Regions from separate parts of the Homo sapiens genome. Here all the other regions are linked to region 3. A link is a contact called in ENCODE Hi-C or POLR2A ChIA-PET data. All regions are on one chromosome and are shown on one strand. Each heading gives the region's core, a stretch centred on a gene start or an enhancer-like site at or near the end of the contact. The rest is flanking DNA. Distances are from core to core; before and after follow the strand shown.

The links. A loop is a pair of places that touch in the nucleus more often than their neighbours do. ChIA-PET counts read pairs that join two places held with the same protein, here RNA polymerase II (POLR2A). Pooled maps may share reads with other maps.
Region 1: a loop to region 3 is called in a map of endothelial cell of umbilical vein, with 4 times the contacts of the local background. The contact joins the enhancer-like site here to the promoter of ERG in region 3. A Hi-C loop is called at or near these places in 6 of 168 maps with a recorded cell type or tissue (aorta, ascending aorta, endothelial cell of umbilical vein and 2 more) and 4 of 50 pooled maps. POLR2A ChIA-PET finds 5 or more read pairs at or near these places in 4 of 52 experiments (BJ, MCF 10A, WTC11 and 1 more).
Region 2: a loop to region 3 is called in a map of endothelial cell of umbilical vein, with 3 times the contacts of the local background. The contact joins the enhancer-like site here to the promoter of ERG in region 3. A Hi-C loop is called at or near these places in 8 of 168 maps with a recorded cell type or tissue (Right ventricle myocardium inferior, aorta, ascending aorta and 4 more) and 11 of 50 pooled maps. POLR2A ChIA-PET finds 5 or more read pairs at or near these places in 4 of 52 experiments (BJ, MCF 10A, common myeloid progenitor, CD34-positive and 1 more).

What each region holds. Positions count from the first base shown.
Region 1 is chr21:38,439,001-38,442,635 of GRCh38, forward strand. All of the region lies in intron 2 of ERG (ETS transcription factor ERG), which reads right to left. Among named protein-coding and RNA genes, the nearest start is that of ERG, 58 kb to the right of the region's middle. RefSeq lists an enhancer at 16-515. Within about 2 kb of position 1,896, at least 2 of the 41 ENCODE cell types and tissues checked have a DNase peak (open chromatin) inside an H3K27ac peak, as active enhancers do; they include endothelial cell of umbilical vein, where a contact is called at or near this core.
Region 2 is chr21:38,458,414-38,462,317 of GRCh38, forward strand. The region is part of intron 1 of ERG (ETS transcription factor ERG); the gene reads right to left. Among named protein-coding and RNA genes, the nearest start is that of ERG, 38 kb to the right of the region's middle. Within about 2 kb of position 2,143, at least 3 of the 41 ENCODE cell types and tissues checked have a DNase peak (open chromatin) inside an H3K27ac peak, as active enhancers do; they include ascending aorta, endothelial cell of umbilical vein and mammary epithelial cell, where a contact is called at or near this core.
Region 3 is chr21:38,496,945-38,500,366 of GRCh38, forward strand. It overlaps ERG (ETS transcription factor ERG), which reads right to left and starts at 1,533. Exons shown (of 10, transcript NM_182918.4): 1 at 1,419-1,533. The coding sequence starts at 1,436.

The DNA.
Region 1 (3,635 bases), core at 646-3,145, 58 kb before region 3:
AGAATCACCACACCGGGGGAACCCTCACTCAACAGAATCAAACATGGCAATGGCTCCAGGTGGCCTGCAGACTGGGCTGAGGGGGGACTCACAGCATGGCACATAAATTGACTGAGTTCCACCTGCAGTGAGCCTCCAGGTGGGCTTCACGAAATCGCCATCGCCTGTGGAAAGGGGAAGGTGCCACTTAGTGTAAGCTGCCTGTGATCTGGCTGGCCTGAGCTGGGGATGCTCAGATGGAGGAAAAGCAGCCTGCTCTGCACAGACCTGCCAGCCTGCTCACGAGAAGACAGTTTGCTTGTGGACCATGAGTGAGCAGGTGTTACCTCTTGGCTTATCCTGCTAGTCTATCATGACTTGAGCTTTGGGGACCTCACAGCAAATTCAGGGCATTGGTAGGGAGCTCACGAGAGGCTGAGCAGGCGCTGAAACTCCCAGCCAGGCCCTTGGTGTGGATGGCACAGGAAAACAGCTGGTTTTAGTTTGGCCACACACTGACAGTTCTCCATTGTGTGAACACTTGGGGCTTTCTGGTGCGTGAGGCTAGAGTGAAGAAAGGGAGAGGGTGGCTGTGGACCACCGAAGCTGAAAAATGATGTCCTGTGTCTACACAACGTGCAATTAGATTACTGTCTGCAAGAATGCTGCTGTTTGATCTGGCAGTGGCCAAGCCAAACCCACAAGGACATCCCAGTTGGCTCGCAAAGCAGTGGTTCCTTTCTCTCCTGTTTTTCTTTTATTATGCTTTACAGAAACTCTATTATAATGGCAACAGATCTCGTTTCACCACTTGTATTTCATTTCAGGAGCTTGTAAGCACGTTAGGACTGAGGTTTTGTAGAATTCCACTATTCGGTTGGGAACTAAGTCCTTCCTTTCTCTCAAAGCACATGGCCTTTTTCTCCGTGGGTACTGGATGGATAGGGATGGACAGAGGGCACTATTCCCAAGCTGGGTATTCTAGGCAGAAGGAGGTGGGCCATGTTCTGGAAAGACCTAAGCTGCAGAGAGTGCACTTCTCCCGTGGAGGTGTCTGCAAGATAGTCAGGGGCCACAAAGGTAACAGCCCACAAGTTCTAGCCAAAGAGTAATATTTGACTTACGTAACTTCCCCTTGGACTTGACTTCAAGTGGCATGTGCACTACAGGAAAGCCCATTATGCATAAGCTAAGAGGAGGGACAATTAGAAGAAGCTATTGGGCCAGGGGCCAGGAGATGGGCTAACTCCCTGGCACAGCTGGCCTGGGGCTTCCGAGTCTGGAAGGATGCAGGTGCAGGTAGTGGAGCGTTGAGGAGCTGCACTCCTGGCGGGGCTCCTCCAGAGGCAGGCAGCCACACACTGCTCTGCAGCATCTCATCTGTGAGCCCCTCCGTGGCAGAATCTGCGTCTCCGTGAACCCTGCCTCTGCCCTGGCCCCTCGAGCTGGGCTGACACAGCCCGGTGCTGGTTCACGGTGTCCAAAATAAAGCAGAGTGAATCACGCCCATGTTCCCTTTTATGGAGCTGCACCTGACATTCGTAAAGAGCCCATAGTGAGGCCGGGCATGGTGGCTCACGCTTGTAATCCCAGCACTTTGGGAGGCTGAGGCGGGTGGATCACCTGAGGTAAGGAGTTCGAGACCAGCCTGGACAACATGGTGAAGCCCCATCTCCGCTAAAAATATGAAAACTAGCCACTCGGGAGGCTGAGGCAGGAGAATCGCTTGAACTCGGGAGGCAGAGGTTGCAGTGAGCCGAGATTGTGCCATTGCATTCCAGCCTGGGTGACAAGAGCAAAACTGTCTCAAAAAAAAAAAAAAAAAAAAAAAAAAGCCCACAGTGAGTCAGCAAAGCCTGCGGATGGGATCCCAGGCAGTCCTTTGTCTGCCCCAAGGCTGCCTCCAACCTCTGGCTGAGATGAGTCTTAGCTCCACTGATAACTGTTCAGCTTTCTTTTCCCCCATTCCCCTTCAGGAAGCCCGTTGGATTGTTAATAGCAGAACACTGACTCACCACTTATGTTTCAATTCTTTCAGATCACTGAGCTTGAGCAGCCCCCTAGTGAACCTCTGACCTGACACGCCACCCCCTTTACCACCCGCTGTCCAGTCAGGCTGAGCTCCAGCAGCAGCGGTGAACTGGCCCCCCAGAGCACACTGGTTTGGAGATCTAAAAAGTACAATGGGTCACCAGTCACTGATGAGTGCAGCATCCCTGGAAGTCAGGTGTGGGGGTCAGTTTCCTGTGTCAACTTGGCCAGGCCGTAGCACCCAGTGACTTAATCAAATGCTAACTGAGGTTGTACTGGGAAGGCATTTGCACAGGTAGCTAGTCAGTTGAACTTGACTAAAGGAGATGATGTCAGATAATGTGAGTGGGCCTTGTCTAATCAGTTGAAGGCCTTAAGAACAAAGCCTGCGGTTTCCAGAGCAGAAGAAATTCTGCCTACTTTCCAGCCTGCCAGCCTCCCCTGCAGATCTCAGACCTGCCCACTCCCACAACTGCATTAGCCAATTCCTTCAAATAAATATCTTAAAATGTAAAAATATCCTATAAGTTCTATTTCTCTAGAGAATCCCAACTGATACACCAGGCCAGCACCCAGACACAATGCCAGGAGACACACTGAGCTCTGGGGGAGACGGGCATGAGCTCTGTATCTTTCTCTTCTACAAAGGGGATTAGTGTCAGCCACTCCTCTCCCTCCCCCTGGAACATCCTTGTGGGTAGGGGACGATGACACTTGGTGACTGGTTGACATCTGTACATTGCTAGATGCCTCAAAGCGGAGGCAGCCTCTGCAGCCAGTGTTCCTCCCCTGCCTATTACAACCCAGCTGCCCTTTTCCTCAAAGGAGGCACGTAGGCCTGGATTGAAGGCAGATGAGGTCCACCTTGTTCCCTTCATGAACAGCACCTGCCAAACCGACATCACCGAACCCACCGGAGGACCCGGAGGATGAAGAGGATGACATGATGGTCTTCACTCGGTATCCACCCACCAAAACACATCACCGATGCTTTAGGAGCTGGAACAGCATTGAAAGTTTATGACGGCAGCAATCTGGGCAATGTTAGAATTCTATGAGCCCTGAGAGAGGAACTCTTAAAGTTCCCATTGTTTCCTTGAAAGAAAATGTCAAGGCCGGGCGCGGTGGCTAACACCTGTAATCCCAGCAATCTGAGAGGCCAAGATGGGTGGATTGAGTTCGAGACCAGCCTGGCCAACATGGTGAAACCCCATCTCTACTAAAAATACAAAATTTAGCCAGGCATGGTGGCGGATGCCTGTAATCCCAGCTACTCAGGAGGCTGAGGCAGGGGAGTCGCTTGAACCCCGGGGGGTGGAGGTTGCAGTAAGCTGAGATCGTGCCACTTCCCTGCAGCCTGGGTAAAAAAGAGCAAAACTCCATCTAAAAGAAAAATAAAAAAGAAAGAAAATGTCCAGTTCCCCTGAAAAAGATGTTTCCCGGAAAGAGACCCTCAGCGCAGCACCAGCCTTTCACTTGCCTGACAGAAAAACCACCCAAGAGCTTTCCCCAGTCTGCTGCGCTGAGGGCCCTGGGGCGGAACTGCCCTGGTGTCTTTCTTATGGACTGAAGCTCCTGGTGTCTTTCTTTCTTATAGACTGTAGCCCCTTGCCTGGGGCTCAGGG
Region 2 (3,904 bases), core at 893-3,392, 38 kb before region 3:
ACTCTGGCTCAAAAAAAAAAAAAAAAAAAAGAATGCACCAAGTAGTGGCCAGTCAGGCTCCCATGGGCCTTGACACGTGAGATGTCAGGCAGAATTTTTATTAATGAATCTGATGCCAATTCAGTATTTCTGCAATCACAATGCACTTTCGCAATATTTATCCAAGCAATATTTATCCAACAAAAATATCCAATATTTATTTATCCAGGATCTCGCAAACGTTCAGTCTAGTTTCACTCACGTCAGTGTCTCTAACCTTCATACTTTGCTTTCAAGCAAGAGTCGTGTGTTGGTCTGGGTGTCCGAAGGTGGGGGTGGTAGCTGGTGATGCAAGGAACCAAAAATTGGCCATACTTACTTACTTAAATATTTCACAGCTCTTTAACAGATTCTCATCTCCTGCTCTCTTCTCTTCTCCAACCTTGCCGTCTGGTTCTGACACTGTCCTGCCACGATTAGGAGTGAGCTTTTTGGGGTTCCCTCAAACATTCACTCCCAGCTGGTCTCTTTGTTACCTACTCAAGAGCAGTTCATACTGTTGGCCACTCTCCCCTTTTTTAACCCTCTTTTCTTTGGCTTCCATATTCCTGCTATTCCTCCTATTTGGTTGACAATTCCATCCCCCATCTCTTTATGCCCTCCTTTTTCTCTCCTCATTCTCTAAATGTCAGCTTTCCTCTGTGCACTCTCCTGGGCCACTTCTCTACTAGGCTATCATTTCTTCCAAGCCATCACTCAGGAGCCACTCCAATGGCCTCAGCGCTGCCAGGAAGCGCAGCGCATTTAATTTGAAGGGTGAAACTGCCTTGGAGGGATGGCAGGTGCATGCTTAATAACTTGTTTCCCAAGGCCACATAAGTGTCATTACTGGATGATAATTATCAGCTCAAGAGGGAAAGTTCTAAGACAGAGAATGCAAGATTTCTAAACAGGTCTAAGACAGTTTTCCAATGTAAGATTTATTATGTAACAGTTTTGAAAGTAGTGTCTGATTCCCTGTCTATATCCTCCAGAACAATCTGAGGGCATGGTTGCCATTACAATTTACTTTGGGGGACGATTTTATAGCACGTCTTCACAGACAACACGACAAACATCTTTGCTTCTGCTACACTGACAACCTGAAGTTAACATTTCTGTACCTATGTAGCCATTTTAATCACCCCCTAAACTGGTTATTCCACAGCCCAGGGGTGTGGGACTGAGTCAGATGGGCTAGAGATACCTTTATTCAGAGGATTTAGAAGTTTGCCTCAGAGAAAGGCCATTTCTAGTCTCCACTAGAAATCACACATATCTTCCAGGAATAAGAATATTCTCTTAGTCATAAGTTCAACAAATATGTACTGAACACCTTTTCTACTTAGAAACTTGTCTAGCTGCTTCTAGATTACATCCATGACCCAAAACCACAAAGACACCTATCTGCATAAGGCTTGTATTCTAGCACTACAAGCCACAGATAATTTTTGAAAATCAATTAATCAACCAATAATTGATAGGGTAAATTTATAACCTTGTTTTTCAAGCCTGATCTCAGGGTTAGAAGGTGGTAAGTGATAAGTATGAAGAAACAGAAGGCAGAACTAGAGACTCAGGAAAAGAGAGGTAAACTGCTGCTTTTCATTTAGAGTGGCCAGGGTGGTCCTGAGAAAACGCGAAGGAGGGGAGGGTGTGAGCCCCCATGCATTCATGAAGAATAGGCCTTCCAGCCTTGGCAACAGCTAGAACAAGGCCAGAGTGGACTGCGGGGGCTGCACGAGGAACAATGGGACCAAGAACAGCCAGGGAGGAGGGGTTACTGGAAAGGAGCGAAAGAAAGAACCAGGAGGTGAACCAGGAAAGGCTGGGGGTGGTAGAGCCTTGCAGGCCATGGCAGGAACCTGGGTGTTGACTCAGAGAGAAGTGGAGTCTCTCTAGCCGTCTTGGCTAAAAGCCCGGGAATTGTCTTCTTCTGTGTTGCACTAATATTTTCCATCTCATAAGGGTTCTGCAAAGAAAATTCTTTCTATCTTTAAAGTTTTATTATTTTCAAAACTAAATGTGATGAGAATGCATATATTGCATATGCCATGTGTACACCAAAAGCCACACCTAATAAAATGTTACAGCCATCCTTTGTCCCACATGCAACGGGAACTTCCATTCATCATCACATGCAGAAACTCTGGGAACTGAGAATCTGTACTTTTCATTCAGAGTCTGCAAGGGGTCACGGCCATTTTGAAAGGCTTTGACTCACACAGGAAATACCTCACTGAGGCTCCCACCCACCCATCCACTAATAGGGCAGCCTTTAGGGAAACTGACTTGTGGCAACTGAAAGGAATAACGGCACCAAAGTATTCCCCTGCCCTGAAATCTCTGTTTACCTGTGGACCGGTGATGGGTGTGAGGCTGTAGGTTTTAACGAGCTCTGAATGGCAAATGGCAGACAATGGTGTCACTTCCTTTCTGCTTAGGAAGGAGACGTTTGGAAAAACTGTTCACTGCTGTGCTTGCCTATGGAGAACCTGGATTCCCAGAGCTCTATCTGGTAGAACGTGTCTCCATATTAATAAGCAGTGAATCCTCTTTTGCGGCTGAATTTTCCTCAAGGAAGCAGCATGGGCCTTATTACTGCCTTAAAACCCAATTTCAATATTCGATACATAGTCTGTGTATTCATTTGCTAGGGTTGCCAAGACAATGTACCACGGACTGAGGGGCTTAAGCAACAGACATTTATTCTCTCATGGCTCTGGAAGCTGGAAGTCAGAGAGCAAAGTAGCAGCGGGGTTGATTCCTCCTGAGGACTCCCTCCTTAGCTTGTGGATGGTCATCTTCTCCCTGTCTCTTCATATCATCCTCCCTCTATGCATGCCTGTTTCTGAGTCCAAATTACCTCTTTTTATAAGGACATCAGTCCCACTGAATTAAGGACCACCCTAAGGGCCTCATTTTAATTGGATTACCTCTGTAAAGGCCCTACCTCCAAATAAGGTCCCACTCTGAGGTCCTGGGGGTTAGGACTTCAACATAACTCAGGGAACACTATTCAACCCATACCATCCTCCAGGAAGGCAGAGAATGTGTCCCTCTTCTTCACTGCTGTATCTCCCTGCCTAGCACAGTGCCAGGTACCACACTATGCTCTGTAGGTCAGTGATTCTCCGGAGCTCTGTAGGTCAGTCATTCTCAAAGTGTTGTCCAGGAACCCCCTGGGGTCCCCAGACCCCTCTAAGGGCAGGCATAAGCAGATCTGAGAATCCAGCTGCCTCCAATTAGCCCAGACATTAAAGAGATTGCAAAAAATGCAAAACAATGCCACTTCTCATTAACATTTTCTTGGAAAATAGAGTTACTTTTCATAAAAATATCTCATTTGTGTTAACATGCAATGAGTTTATTTATTTATTTTTATTTTTTGAGATGAAGTTTCACTCTTGTCACCCAGGCTGGAATGCAATGGTGTGATCTCGGCTCACTGCAACCTCCGCCTCCTGGGTTCAAGTGATTCTCCTGCCTCAGCCTCCTGAATAGCTGGGATTACAGGCGTGTCCCACCATGCCTGGCTAATTTTTTTTTCTTTTTCTTTTTCTTTTTTGAGACGGAGTCTCGCCCTGTTGCCCAGGCTGGAATGCAGTGGCGCGATCTTGGCTCACTGCAAACTCTGCCTCCTGGGTTCATGCCTTCTCCTGCCTCAGCCTCCTGAGTAGCTGGGACTACAGGTACCCGCCACCACGCCTGGCTAATTTTTTTGTATTTTTAGTAGAAACAGGGTTTCATGATATTGGCTAGGCTGGTCTTGAACTCCTGACCTCAGGTGATCTGCCTGCTTTGGCCTCCCAAAGTGCTGGGATTACAGTCATGAGCCACTGCACCTGGCCTTGTTATTGTTATTTTTAAATGAATTTATAAGTAA
Region 3 (3,422 bases), core at 283-2,782:
AGAACAAAAAAATAACATTTTGGGTCACAAAATCAAGTAATTTCTATTCATGTAGCTATAAGTAGGGCACATTAACTCTCAATTTTATAATTCCTGTCTATAGGAGCCATATTTCAGCAGATTCCAATCCTTGAAGCCAAAGAAAGAAAAGTATAAGGTGAAAGTTCTTGGTACACAGATTTTTAATATATTATTGAACACACCTTGAGAAATAAAAGCTGAACTTCTCAAACACAGTTTCTATGGTACATATGAGTCAAATCTTCTAATACAAACATTTCAAATTATGAAAATACCAAACCAAAGAGTATTTTTGAAAATGGCTTGGCCCAATTCTGGGCAAACTTCCATTTTCTTATGCACTTTCCAACAAACTAAAAGCCTTATGAAAACACCACCAAATGCTTCTCACCTCCGTGCAGCAAAACTAAAGACATGCAACAAACACAATTTTCTTTTCCCTCCACTCAGCATCTGCTTTTGTTGCTGATTTTTCACATTTCTACAAATGTCACGAAGGCATGGTGGCCTTTAAAACAACTGAACGGACCCCCATTCAAGACTGCATGCCCCTTGACTTGTAGTCACCATTAAATTGGCTTCATTTCCAGGAATCAGGCCATATTTAGGATTGTACCTGTGCAGATTTACCTCCACATTAATCTCTACATGCTATCTACTAAAAACTTAGGCAAGGAAATGCATCAGACCAAACACCCCACAGCACAGAGAACCGACCGGCCATTGCTTTCCAATCTCCGCAAACCTAACCATTGCTGGAAGAAATCTTACTCACAGTGCACAGACAGTAGGTATTTTATTGAAGATAAACATATAGTGGAACAAACCAAATTACCCCCATTTGAGTTACGTGAGCACTCAGTTCTCAGCGTGGATGTCCCACAAATCAAGTCAACATTTGCGTCCCATTACCAGCAGCCACTTGCCGAGTATCTCTTCGCTTCCACTGGGACTGCCTGGCATCCCTGATGCTAAGGAGCCACTGAAGAGCCTCCAAATGTCTGACATTCACAAACGCATCTTTTGCTTTGACCCGACCCTTCAACCTCTCCGAGTCTGCTGCCTTTTCTCAGACACACATCCAGGCACCGTTAGGGATAGTTAGAGAATCTGAAAATTCAGAAGCGCTCCGAAAAGCCTTTCCAAAAGTAATCCACAGCACTCAACAGTGAATTTAGAAACCCCAATTTTTTTCTGAGTTTGAAGTTTTTAAGCCTTGCGGATGGTTGGAGTAGGAAAAAGGAAATTTACTAGGCAGTGCAAAGGAAATCTTGTTGTCCTCTATTGTGGCAGTGGGGGTGTTGCCCAACCCTAACTTATCTGCCTTGATAAAGGAAACCAAAGAAAAGAGTAACAAGAACAAGATTTTGTCAAATTAAAAGGAACCCTTTCCTTACCTTAATAGTGCTGGCCATAATGCGATCAAGTTTATTGATCGTTAATAAATGTTAATAATAATTATTGCTTCTCTCTGACCAGAAAGTAGTTTTGATGAGGTTGTTTAGAGCGGATGAGATTGTGCTAAGTCTGGGAAATGAAGTCAGCCAATGGCAGGAAGAGGTTTCTATTGGTCCTGGCTGTCCAGCCCAAAGAAACAGGATATTTGGGAGTGGAGAGATAAGAGACCCTGAAAACAATGTTGTTTTTCTTGATGATATGCAGCCAGGAGATTTTTTTTTTTTAATTAAAAAAAGAAAAGGCATCAATTGGGATGGGGACTGCCACAGCAGGTGTGACCGGTGTGCCGCCGTGTGACACACTGCACTGAGACCAAGGCAGGATGCAGATGTGATGGGACTCCGCATGGCTTCACACGGGCTGCAAGCACCTTGGAGCCAAGGCGTTGAGGGCACCCCACTGCCCTGGGTGTCAGCCCTTCGCAGCCCAATTCTTCGCAGAATTACTAGGACAGAGGACTTGAGCTCCTTTCTCCTAAAAGGAAACTTTGCAGGTGGAGTTTATTTCATGTTAATAGATGGCCATGTTCAGTAACAGCCATTGCCTGGCTGATTTTTAACAACCTATATTTATTCAACATTTCATATAAGTGTTCCAGAACAGTTTCATTTTCTCCTTCCAAATACCTGCACTTTTTATTTGCTCTACAACAAAGTTGTTGAAAACGCAAGGACTCTAGGCTTACAGTAAACACAAAAAATAAAGAGGAAAAATAAACCTTCCTAAGTCTTGTTTTCAAGTATTTATTAAAACCCAAATAACTGAAGTGACTACAAATGTCCCGGAATATCAGTGAGCTGGTCTCACTCTGACAGACATCCATGTTGCAGACAACAGATCCTCATAGAACTTTTGGCTACCCAGAGATGCCATGTGAGGGCCCCATTACATGTCTAAAATCCAAGCTATAAGTTCAGGGTCACAGGTCTGTTTTCTCCTCGAAGGAAGTACAGCGAATGCAGGCCTGAACATTCCTTAGAGGGTTTCAGGACTTTAATTACTCATTTTCAGGAAATTGCTTGGAAGAAACATTTTGCTTTGAATCTAGCTACAGGAACGCAGGACCCATAAAGAGGTGTGGTCTCAATAGGCGACCCCAAGAACACAATAGACTAAATCCTGAGTCATCTGACAATTCCTGGTTGCAGAGCTGGACGTTCAGTAAATGGATTTCACTCAGACTTTAGGCCGGCATGTGTCAGAGTTCTGTCCACCAGCCCAGGTCATTCTGGCTTTTATTATATACCTCTGATTTATCACCTCATGTTAGGACAAAAGAAGGAGGAGAAGGAGAAAGATAAGGGGGGAAAGGGAGAGGAAGGAGAGGAGGAGGAGGAGGGAGGGAAGAGGGCGAGAAAAAATGGAGAAGGAGAAAGGAAGGACAGAAGAGAGAGAGAAAGGAAGGAGGATGGGAGGAAGGAGGGAGGAAGGAAGGAGAAAGGGAGGGAGGGAGGGAAAGAAAGAAGGAAAAGAAAAGAAAGAGAGTATATTGTAAGAAAATCATTCTGTGGAAATCAGAACCTAAGTTCTCAGCACCTACATTATGAGGGGGTGTTGATTTCCGCTCTTTTCATCTCTGAACAATGAATAAGATGGCAGGCTGATTAAAATTCTGTTTCCCCGAAAATTTCAAAGTCCTGAGCTGTTTTATCTGGGCAGCTTCCACTAGAATTCTGGAGTGCGGAGGAGAAAAGCTCTCTCAGCTTCCCTGAGTGTCCTTGCTTTTTGTTCTCTCCTAAGAAGCATCAATGTAAAATGTTAACTGTGGCCTCCACAACACATGGCACCTGATTATGCCTTTACCAAACACCAGCTTTAAATAAGATGAACGCTTTGCTAATGAAATAGCCACGGAAGAAAATCCTGTGTGGTCCCGCCTCACCCACGCCTCGTGGTTGCTAATCCAGCCCTCAGTTGTTCCCTGCAGCAGGAAAGATCAGCAT